2 separate regions of the Mus musculus genome follow, and region 1 is linked to region 2. A link is a contact called in ENCODE Hi-C data. All regions are on one chromosome and are shown on one strand. The core of a region is the stretch at or near the end of the contact, and the rest is flanking DNA. Distances in the headings are between cores, read along the strand shown. Region 1 overlaps Ablim1 (actin-binding LIM protein 1). Region 2 overlaps Add3 (adducin 3 (gamma)).

Region 1 (6,339 bases), core at 1,274-3,773, 3.9 Mb before region 2:
ATGAGGTGGTCACAACTGCCTGTAACTACAGCTCCCAAGGACCAGTGCTCTCTCCAGGCCTTCATGGACACGGGGACACACACACACACAGAGACAGAGAGAGAGAGAGACAGACAGAGAGGCACAGAGAAGTTTTTTAAAAATATTTTTAAAAAGCAACTTCAAGCTCGGCAGTGGTGGTGCACACCTTTAATCCCAACACTTGGGAGGCAGAGGCAGGCGGATTTCTGAGTTCAAGGCCAACCTGGTCTACAGAGTGAGTTCCAGGACAGTCAGGGCTACACAGAGAAACCTTGTTTCGAAAAACCAAAAAAAAAAAAAAAAAAGAATTAAACTAGTTTCAAACTATTGAAGCTAGAAGATTGATTTTTATTTCTTGGGCTTCCAATCTGTCTCTGCCTGAAGCCAGAAAGGCTCAGAGCAGCCCCAGGAGAGGGACCGCAGTGAAGGCACGCACGCGCACACACACACACACACACACACACACACACACACACACACACACACACACACACACACACACACACACACACACACACACACACACACACACACACACACACACACACACACACACACACACACACACACACACACACACACACACACACACACACACACACACACACACACACACACACACTGGTGCCTTTATCCTTCACCGCACCTGCAGAGATATTGGCAAGCACAGGATTGTGGTCTCTCCACACAGCTGGTTCGAGTCCTGGCCATTTTTTTACTCCTACAGTTCAGTTGAAGCAGAAGCTTGCTAACACTCAAACCCTCTTTCATCTTCCCTTTCTGCTAACTAGGACTTTTCTTCAATTGTTGAAGTTCTACTGAGCTGGCTCCTTGCATTCCTGCCTATGTCTGTATACCTTGTCCAAATAAACACACTTGAAAAGATAGAGAAATGTGTTTGGCGAAGCTCAGAACATCCCCTATCGGAACTTAAGCCAGCCTTCTGCTTTGTTTTGGCAGCTAGTGAAGGATGCCAAATGTATCTAGTCTGGCACTGGATGAAAGACACCGGCTCTTACATAACGAAGTTTAAATCGCCAACGGGGCAGGGTAGAGATATCCAGGTTTCCTTTGTGTTTTGAGAAGAATTTTAAAACATAAGGGGAAAAGCCTGCTTTGCTGGGTTGGTTTTGCCTCTGAACTACAGAATTGCGCAAGCCTATCAATATCCCTTATCTTGGTTTTCACAGGCAACCTTGGGTCTATTCCTGCCCTGTTAGCTTCTGTCTGTCCCTCAAGCGTGTGCGTGCTTTTCCCATCCTGGGTCTTTCTGCACCCTCTCCATTCTGCATGGAAGAGTCTCTCAGCAGAGATCAAAATCCTACTTCACCTGCCTGTTAGTCCCCAGAGCATACTCCCTGGGCACCTAGCCCAACGGTGCCCCCAGGCCATCTGCTGTCCCCTGGCCTTGTTTATTTCTCCCTGGAGCCCTTTCCTCCCATTATCTGAAATTCTTCTGTGTTTGCGTCATGTTTACTGTTAGCTACTGAAACACGTAATCAAGTATTGGTGCCATCCATCCTTGCACCAGGAGCTAAAGTACAGAGGTTGGCAAGTGGCTGAGTGGGCACTTGGATGGGTAAATGGGGGTTTGGTTGGATAGACAGACGGACAGATGGATGGATGGACAGATGGATGAGAGAGAAGGCTGCAAGAATAACCTGTCAAGTGCTCGTCTGTCACCTCATGGACTTTCCAGGACATGCATCCTTGGATGCTTTTCTTCTTGTGGCAAGCTCACCTTGCACATGATGCCAATCAGTTAATCCTATCTCGGACACCAGATCACACACCAGTCTTCCTCTCCGTCAAGTTCCTGAGGGCAGGAATATCTAATTAAAGATGATGGCTGTCATCATTAATTCACTCTTATCGCCATGGTACTTTATAGGTATGTCTCGTGAATTTTTTTTAACCAACTCTATGGCCATAAATAAGTAAACTAGGGTTGGCAAGATGGTTCAGCTGCCACCAAGCCACCTGCCACCTGTACCTGCCACCAAGCCTGAAGGCATCCCTGGGATGCACATGGTAGAAGAGAACAAACTTTGTCAAGTTGTCCTCTGTCTTTTACACATGCACGGTGGCACACAAAATAATAATTAAAAACAAACAAACAAGGAAAAGTATGCTGACCCTCATCAGGGCCCATGCTAGACTTAAAGGTCTGCCATGCCTTGACCAAGTAAATAGAACCTAAAAATGCTGTCTCTTCCTTTTTCTTATTTATCATTTGGGCTAATAAATAGTGTTTGTTCACAGCATTGTAAATGTAAATACAAGCTTTCTATAGAGTGTGTTATCCATGGCATGTCTACGTGTACTTAGTCTGTCATAAAGCATCCTCTTATACTAATAGCATTCCATAGATGATTTGAGCCCTGCTGCTCGACCTCTGTCTGTCTGTCTGCCTCCCTCACCCCTCCCCCGTGTGTGTGTGTTTGTGTCTGTCTGTCTGTGTGCCTGTTTCAGAGTTTAACCTCGAGGTCATTCCCTTGGGAGTCATCTACTTTGTTTCTGGTTTTTGAGGCACAGTCTCCCACTGGGACCTGGGGCCCACTAAGTGGTCTACACTGGCCAACCAGCAAGCTCCTGTCTCAGCTTCCCAGTGCCGAGATTGTAAGAGCATGCATCCCATCACGTTGTCTCTTCACGTGGGCTGGGATTCAGTCAGCTCCTGCAGGTGTGATGAGCACTTTGCTCTTACTTTCTCACATGACAAATGTGTTAGTAATGAAGTTCACCAGCTACTAAGTTCCGTGGTTGTGCTAAAGCCCTTTGGTTAATCCTAACACCACACTTTCCTACTAAGGTCAAGTTTGTACCAGGGAGAGACATCATGGTGGCCATAGGTAGGAATTTTGCATAGAAAAGACAAAGAAGAGGCCTAATATCATGGTCATGATGGCATTCTTCTTCATGTCCTATGTCTCCCGGACCAGTCTTTGTGATGCGTGTGGTCAGGTGTGTTGTGTGGCTCAGGTGGACACAGGAGCAGAACCTATTGCCAACCTGTGGGTTTCATGTTCAGAGCTGCCTTGAGCTCTGACTTTGAGTTTAGTTGAGGCAGGCATTTTTTTGTTGCAGGCTCAGGGACCTCAGCAGGAGAGGTACAGGGACTGCAGCAGGAGAGGTATATACGCCCACTGGTCTCTCAGGCTGGAGACGGCAGTACATGCTGGCTGGGGGGGGGGGCGCGGGGGGGGGGGCACAGGTCTCTTGTCTAACAGAAGGATCTTCTGACATATGAATAGAGCAGAGGTGACTACCCTGTCAGGCTGGTCTTTGGTATCAAGGTGCTTGGCAACTAACCAAGTTTCACCCATGATCAGGACTAGCCTAGCTGGTTCCCTTGTGCCTGGGTGGGAGGTATGGTCGTCAGGATGGTGGGGCCAGGCAGTTCATGAATGCCTAGGAATGTCTCTCAGGAGGCTCCTGCCAGTTTCTGAGAGGACCAGAGAGAAAACAAAGACTGCTTACTGTGGCGTGTATTGAGGAATCTGTATGTGAGCCTGATGTCTTATCCAATCCAGCTTCTCTTTCCTTCAAAAAAACAAAAACAAAAAAAACAAAAAACAAAACAAACAAACAAACAAACAAACATGAACCAATTAAGCCATTTCATTGGCTCCAAGTAAATATGGAGTCAGAAGGACATGCAAGATACTCCAGGGCTATCTGAGAAGTTGTAAAAAGTTAAAAATCAGGGTTAAGAGTGTAGCTCAATATTAGAGCAGCTTCCTAGCTTATACCACAGAAACAAAAAAAAAATCAGAAGTGAGATTTTCTTTTTAGCTTCTGTGTACTCACTAATAAATACACTTTGTAAAGTGTGGTTGAACTGAAACCATGCATAATGCCATTAGAAATGGTTTCTGAGTTCACTTGTCTGCTCCTGACACCCCAGGCAGCCTCGTTTGATATTTGAGATCTTGTATGGTCTCAGTTTATTTATGCCAACCTGGGCTATCAGAAATTGAAACATTGTGGCTTGTCTGTTCCTGGACCTAACCTTGTTGCAGCCCGAATAATGGCTTCCTTACATCCATCTCTGAGTCCAAGATGATTTCTGCTCAGGACCTGTAGAAGTATCAGACCAGAGAAGTTTTGTGGATTTAATGTAGTCTAATCTCCAGAGAGCCAAGAACCAAGAGCCAGGAAAAACACGTGATTCGACAAAGAACCCCGGCTAAGGAAGCAGTGCACGGCTCAGAGCCAGGGCTGACCTCAGAACGCTACACTTCAGGGCTTTCTCCTCTCTCCCCTTCCCAAGCTGCCCACCCTAATGACCTGTCTACTCACTGTATAAATAAACACAACTCCCACCATAGTCTCCCAGGATATCTAAGCCATGGTGTGGATACACAATGCTGGGCGTTGAGAGGAGCTCACTGCAGAAAGCCTAGAGGGCATTCAACTTTTGCTTAAACCTTGACTTCAGAACATCTTCACTTAAGAACCTTTCTTATCACCTCTCCTCATCCGCCATCTTGAAGCATCTGAGTCTTCGTGTGCGTCCTGGGAGATTCCCAGGGATGGTACAAGCACCCTAGTCACCATCTAATCAGCTTCGAGCAGTTGTTTTTAAAGTCATGTAGAGTCTGCAGAAGCTTGCTGTGAGAACATCTCCTGCTAATGTCAGGAGCTACACCCATAAAGTCTCACCAGTGTGACTATCCAAACATGAGCTGGACAGAGATGACAGCAGTGAACAGGAAAAAGCCCCCGAGGTCTCAGCCTTGCAAAGAACTGTAGGCAACTGAGGAAAACCGGGAGAGGAGAAGTGTTCTTCCCCAGGGAAGAAAGAACACACCAGTTGGTTGTCCAGTGCCAAATGATCAGCCTTGAAAACATACATACAAGTAACTTTATATGAACAGAAAAACTATATTTAAAAATAGAAATGTCCACACAAATATATTATGTATATAACAACAATTAATTTTAAAAGGGGCCATAGATTTGAAGTGGGGGGCGGTGGTTATATGGGAGGATTAGAAGAAGAAAAGATAAGGGATAAATGTAATTAAATTACAACCTCAAAATTTTTTAAGAAAAAAAGTCTTGTAGAATGGGTATTTAGTGTCACCCCAGGCATGGCCATTGACTAATTGGAGTCCTGCTGAATCTGAAGTCACATCAACGTGGGCTATAATCCCATCACTGGAGGGTAGTGCAGAGGCTGTGATTCGGAGGCTTGCACAGAGAGAAACCATGTGTCAAAACCAACAAGACTGTAAAGCAACACAAATATGTGACTGAGTGCATCTCACAGAGTCAAGAGAGGCTGGGTGACTTTCTGAGATGGGCAGTTAGGAAACCCTTCCAGCCTTCAGACCTCACTCCATCTCTCCTTGTCAAACCTTCATCAGGGCCAAAGCCGGGTGGATACCATGTAAATAAACAGACATGGCTACATCTGGCAGAGCTTTACTGGCAAAAAGAGAGGGTCGGCCAGAGCTTGCACAGCAGTCTGCCAGCGCTGGCGTAAAGTGGAGCAAGTGCCCCATAGTCACCCACAGCCCCAGTTCCCAGCCTGTGGAGAGTTTGGTCTCTGATGCCAGGGGCATGTTTCAGAGCGTTTGCAGATATGGGGCTCAGGATCACATACATTTCACCCTATAAAATGTGTGGTCTATATTTTCTCCTGTTTTCTCTGCACAGGCACACATATAGGAGGATGTTTGTTTTTGGTTGGTGTTGGTTTCGAAACACAGTTTCTCTCTGTAACAGCCTGTTCCTGAACTTGCTTTGTAGACCAGGCTGGCCTCCTCCTGCCTCTGTCTCCCCAGTGCTGGGATTAAAGGAGTGTATATAACCCACCATGCCTGGGTTATTTTAAAAAAGTTTTGGCTTATGTGTGTCTGTGTGAGTATGTGCTGGAGGCCAGAGGCATCTGATCTCTCTAGAAATGGATCTACAGGTAGTTGAGCTGCCCAGCATGGACGCAGGGAACTGAACTCCAGTCCTCTGAACATTTAGCTCTGAACCATCGATTTAGCCCTTTGCTTTTGAGGCAAAGTCTTACTCCAGGGCCTAGGCCTTCCTTGAGTTCATACACATCCTCCTTGTTAGTCCCGTCCACGTTGGATGACAGATGCGAGCCACCACGCTCAGATAAAATACTTTTCTGTGGAAAGACCAGATTGTGGCTGTTGATCTATATATACTTTTATTCATGTAGCCATGGCTAAGTATACCTTCGTGACATTCTTTTCAGTTGTCACATTTTAACATCAACAAATACAAAAGATAGAGTACACATGTAGCTAAGTCATGGCGGACAGCAAGAGGTACTTGCTCCTTTGCACACAGTCC
Region 2 (6,022 bases), core at 639-3,138:
AAATTGATAATTAATAACAAAGAGATAGATGGCTTAAGAATTCCCATAGCTAGAACCCTGTCAACTTCAGAACTCAGAACGACAAAGCACAAGTATGCATAAAACAAAACCCGTCCTCCTCTCCAAGAACTGCAAACAACACAAGATCAAACACGCTATGAAACGGAGAGCGTAACTCCAAAAGAACTAACAGAGGGGATGAGGGGAAGCCAGAGTCAAGGATAACATGGCTGGGAACAAATCAGAAGCTCAGAGGCACATCTCACCTACAAGAGACTGACACACTTGTAGCAGACTTCAAAATAAGACTAAAGAGGAATAACAAAACTTCCAACTTCTGTGAGAATTAAATGTCAGTTTAGAACTATATTCAACAAAACAATCTGATGAATGGGGAAGAAAGTCACAGTGAGGAAGAGCTGAGGTCAAGAGCAAATAGACTGCTAAATACGCAATGTTAAGAATAATACATAAAAGGGCTGGAGAGATGATGGCTCAGCAGTTAAGGCCACTGGCTGCTCTTTTAGAGGACCTGGGTACATTCCCCAGCACAAACATGGCAGCTCACAACTGTTTGTAACTTCAGTTCCAGGGAATCTAAGACCCTCTTCTGTCCTCTCTGGGTACCAGGCACAAATGTGATACAGATATACAATATAGGCAAAATATCCATATACACACACATGCAAAACAAAAAAAATGACAAAAAAACAGAAATAATCTAGGCATGGAGGTCCATGTATGTAGTAGCCTAACCTAAAGCATCCATGTACTTCTGAGACTTAGTTTTAAGATTTTATTCTAAGACTGAAATGGTGCCGCATGCCTTTAATCCCTGCACTTAGGAGACAGAGATAGGCAGATCTCTGAGTTCAAAGGTAGCCTAGTCTACATAGTGAGTTCCAGGACAGCCATGGTTACATAGTAAGACCCTGTATTTTGAGAGAGAAAGAGAGAGAGACAGAGAGAAAGAAAGATATACACAGAGAGATATACAGAGAGACAGAGACAGAGGGATACACACAGAGAAATATACAGAGAGAGAGACAGAGAGAGAGAGAGAGAGAGAGAGAGAGAGGCAGGCAGGTGGATCTCTGAATTTGAGGCTAACCTGGTGTACAGCGCAAGTTCCAAGATAGACAGGGCAACACAGAGAAACATTTTCTTGAAAAAGAAAGAGAAAATTCAGTAGAGATGGTTCAGAAGTGAAGAGCACTGGCTGCTCTTTCTTATAGAGGACCCAGATTAAGTTCTCAGCATCGCTTGGAGGCTCACAACTCTCCACAACTCAGTTCCAGAGATTCCGATGCCCTCTCTGGCCTCCACTGGAACTTCATCCATATGGTGCTCAGATATACATGCGGGAAAAACACATATGCTTTAAAATATGACATATAAATTAAATTTTAAAGCCAGCCATGGAATGAATATTTAACTTCAGCACTCAGGAGGCAGAAGCAGGTGGATTTCTGAGATCCAGGACAGCTTGGTTTACATATCAGTTCCAGGACAGCCAGGACTATACAGAGAAAACTAAAACCAATACGCACACGCACACACATTCAAGTTTAACAACACACAAACCCCATTTGTAATTCAGTGTGTGCCTACAACCTACCATTTAGCTGTTGTTCATACTAACATCTGTCTGGGCACAAATCCAGCCTCTTGCTCCATGAAGCACTGGAATAAACTTTAATGTATTAGGAAAGCAAAAAAGCTAACTGACCAGGGAAGCAAACACATTTTCACACCACGCACAGGACACAGCTGCGACCTGTCAAGCGTACAGGCCTCTCTTTAGCCAACAGCGAGCGAGGTTCCAGGACTTTCTCTTCACTGGGCAGGAAGCAGCATCTGAACACACAACTGTTCCCAAGCCCCGGCTCTACTGACCTCACTTCCGACTTCCGCACACTCACCCTCTGACCTGGGCCTTCGCAGTCCGCCCACACGGGCCTCTTTGATGAAGTATCAGCAAGTCTCTAAATGACAATCTTTAGGAAGTCCACAGGTAGCCTCTAGTTACCTTGTTCTCACATAGAGAGCCCCAAGGGTCTGGTGTGTTTGCTGTGCTATTAGAACAAACAGGCGGTAGCAAGCACGGCCAAGTAGCTTTAGCTCCTCCATGCATACTTGGACACACACTACATAATCTGCCTCTTCTCCAAGTTGTTTCCGTGGCAACAGTCTAACTTAGAAATCTGAATTCTCCTTCTGCCCTTCACAGACCTTGACGTGACTCACAGACTTGAGCCAGATCCCAGGCAATGGAGTTAAAATGGAATTAAAATGCTTTGTAACTCACATGTCCCACAACAGTACATTCAAAGAAAAGTCACTCAAGCAAAGAAACACTGACACAGTGTTCTAGGCACCAGAGCAACACGTGCAAAAGGTGCTCACGCCAGGCCAGCGATAACTGATAGTGATATAGACCAGTACTCCTCAGCGCCCCTTTAGAAGGAATTTAGAATACTAGAAACAATCTGCTTGCGTGCATAAAGACCCCAAGTGCATGGGCAGGAGTGTGATCACACACACACACACACACACACACACACACACACACACACACACACAGGAAACAGTCGTGTGCACAAACAGGCAGGCTTAGAAGACACAGAGTTGTGGACATTTTTTAAGGAAATGCCTTAAAAATACTTGTAAATACTTCTTTCTTCTTTCAGTGTCTTTCCCAACTCCCTTTTTACCTCAGAGTGCAGCAGACCACTACTGCACGAGTCCTTGCAGGACGCACCAGTGTGGATCTGATACACAAACAGCTAGCCCCGAAAAACGAAGTCACCGACTCACAGACAACAAGGCAAGAAGGAGCAGCAGCACGGGGAAGGAGCAGCAGCACGGGGAAGGAGCAGCAGCACGGGGAAGGAGCAGCAGCATGGGATACATGGCAGGAAGAAAAGGCTGTTCCAAGATCATCCTCTTTCGCAGCAAGTGCCAGAACTGCTGGGACATTTCCTTTTCATAGAAAAGTGATAACTTCCTAATTCATAGCAAGGTGGAAATGACAAAAAGAAAAAAAAAAAAAGAAAAAGAAAAAGAGTGTATATAAAGTTTCCTGAAGGGGGAGACAGCACAGACTTGAACAGTCGCCTCAGGGGGAGGCCACTTCATCTCAAGCACAAACACGCTTGAAGGGATCAACACCAGTAATTCTACATTATAGTCACGCAAGGTTTCTATGTATTTTTAAAGTCCTAGATAATTTCATCCATGCACATAACATGCCTTTAACCATACACAATTCCTACTCTCATCTCCCTCCTACTCCCTTCAGCTTTTTAAAAACATGAAACACTATCTTTTTTACATTTTATTTAAGTGTCTGGGTGCTTTACCTTCATGTGTGGCCGTGTACCATGTGTGTGCCTGTTGCCCATGCAGGCTAGAAGAGGACTCTACAGCAGTTGTAAGCTGCCATGTGGGTGCTGAGAACTGAGTCCGGATCATCTGAAACAGGAGGCCAGTGTGCTCTGAGATGATGTGTCTTTCCAGCCCAAATCTATACCTTTTAAAATTGATTATATGGGTTCAAATTTTCTACACATGCACACATACATTTCATCAATACTTTAGCTTCAGTTTAGATTCTTTTAAAACTATTTAAATTTTTCATTTTAGCGAGTATACTTATATTTTCTATTGAATGCCAGGAATACAGTTTTGTGTTGGTGGCATCCTGGGGAACGAGCCTCTGCCTTCACAGGGCTCAGAAACAAGTTTGTTCTCTTTCATGTGATCACTGTGTGGGACTCATCAGAGCAGTGTCCAGACTTTAATGAAAATGCAGATAACAGTCTTAAAAACGAAAGTTCCACTGCTGCAGCCACCATTAAAACGAAAACCTTGGGGTGAACACAGATTGCAGCTTCATTTTTAACCTATTTTTATTTTTTGGTTTTTCAAGATAAGGTTTCTCTCTGTAGCCCTGGTTGTCCTGGAACTCACTCTGTAGACCAGGCTGGCCTCAAATGCATAGATCCACTCGCCTCTGCCTTCCAAGTGCTGGGACTAAATACTTGTGTCAGTATTTTAAGCTTCTGGCTATGCCACAGAAAACCCATGCTGAGTCCTAGAGCACAGTGCCCAATTTTAGGAAACACATAATTAAAACATCCTCTCCATTCTCCTGATCTCAGCACACCAAAGGAGAGAGGTCCCTTGATACAGGACAGTGTTCTGAGTGTGAGTGAGTCACTTGCTAGTGACAACAGCAACTGTTCTTCCTCGCTGCGGAGGCTCATGCGCACGCTCTGTGGAGGGCCAGGAAGCTCGCCCTTTCTGCAGTCTCTGTGCAACATCTGGTGTACTCAAAGGGATGACCGAATAGTCACCATGGGATGTGTTAGCACACATGAAGTACATAAGGGTACTTCCATGATAAAATTAGGACATAACAAGTTTTTAAAATTCTGTTCATTAAAATTACTTTTTTATGTAATAGTAACTTTTATCTGCCCGTATACAATTGTCCCCAAGGCTTAATGCCTGTTTGCTAACCTGGGCTGTCCGGGAAGCTTCTGGACTCTACCACCTCATCTAGCCCTCCAGAGTTTTCAGATGCTGAGACTTGCCGCTGAACGACCTCACCCTTTCCAGTTCTTTCTGAGCGCTGGGTTGCACTTGTTCTTTCCGCCCGCCCAGTTCTGGTAACTCTCCCAGGACCGCCCGACATCCGCCCTCTGTGCACTGCTCTCTTAAGTAGCTTCCCTTTCTGCTCCTGTGAGAGTCGGGCATCTCACAAATCTTCTTCTGATTCATCACTTTGTTTGCCCCTCACTTAGACATCGCTTTCAACCACGAGTGCTTCCTTCTACAAACTGACTTTACCTTTATTGTTTGGCATTAAAGGTGTGTACCAAGGGTGTGTCTATATTCCAGCCAGAGAGATTAAAGGTGTATACTAAGGGCTGAGCCATACCACAACAAGAAACTTTTTTTCCCCCAGTAAACAGCACAATCTCAGCATTTGTGGTGTGAGCAAATATCCTGCAACACTTTTAGCCTTCGGTAGGAATAAAAGAATCAAACACAAATCAAACTGTTTTTGTTATAACGGGAGGAAGGCCAGCAAAAATAGGGGCTTAACAACCAAAAGATTTCAGTCTACTCCCCAGGGCCCAAAGGGTGGAGAGAGACTTCAAGTTGTGCTCCACACATGCACCGTGGCATATAGCACCCAAATACATTCACATGCAATGCAAACACAACTGTAAATTTAAAGTCTTTTTAAGTGTTAGGAATCTTTCAGTCCCGAAGTAAATAGTATTAATAATATTAAAATTAAAGGGTACAAAACCAAAAAAAAAGTACTCTATAAGGCAAAATTATCTCATAAATTCTACATTTCCATAAATGTTTAAAAAGAAATTTAAACTTATTATTATTTTATATTTGTGTAGGTGTTTTGCCTACATGTATGTCTGGGTAACACATACATGCCTGATTCAACCGGAGCCAAAAAAGGAGGTTCAGATCCCCTGAACTGGAGTTACAGACAGTTGTAAGTTACCATGTGGGTGCTGGAAAATAAACCCGGGTTCTTTGAAAGAGCAGCCAGGGCTCTTCAGAGTATCTCATTTAAATAAAACTATCTAATTTATATAACTCTAAAGGCTGCTGTATCAGGCAAGCCTGACGTCATACAAGTTTTCTAGGGAGTCAGCCCCTCTCTGGCACATGGAGCCTGTGCTTAGCCAGTACCTGTGAGAGGCCACTGCCCAGCCCTGCCAATGTCACCACCCTCTGTCTCAGAGAGATGACAAATACTTACACTATGTATGCTAACAGTCATTATACTGTTTCCAGTATGCACTGTCAGAGAATATTCTAAATACTTTATATCTCATTCACATGTCTAAAAGAATGTAACTGGTAGGGATGGAGAGATGGCTCAGTGGTTAAGAGCACTAACTCCTCTCCCAGAGGTCCTGAGTTCAATTCCCAGCAACTCCATGGTGGTTCACAACCATCTATAATGGGATCTAATGTCCTCTTC

The links. Hi-C counts contacts between places; a loop is a spot of excess contacts on that map.
Region 1: a map of T-helper 2 cell shows a loop between it and region 2 (6-fold over the local background). The contact joins two enhancer-like sites. A Hi-C loop is called at or near these places in 2 of 37 maps with a recorded cell type or tissue (T-helper 17 cell and T-helper 2 cell).

Annotation. Positions count from the first base shown.
Region 1 is chr19:57,107,713-57,114,051 of GRCm38, reverse strand. The region is part of intron 6 of Ablim1 (actin-binding LIM protein 1); the gene reads left to right. Among named protein-coding and RNA genes, the nearest start is that of Afap1l2, 100 kb to the right of the region's middle. Within about 2 kb of position 2,523, at least 2 of the 3 ENCODE cell types and tissues checked have a DNase peak (open chromatin) inside an H3K27ac peak, as active enhancers do.
Region 2 is chr19:53,177,442-53,183,463 of GRCm38, reverse strand. The region is part of intron 1 of Add3 (adducin 3 (gamma)); the gene reads right to left. Among named protein-coding and RNA genes, the nearest start is that of Gm52402, 28 kb to the left of the region's middle. Within about 2 kb of position 1,888, at least 1 of the 3 ENCODE cell types and tissues checked has a DNase peak (open chromatin) inside an H3K27ac peak, as active enhancers do.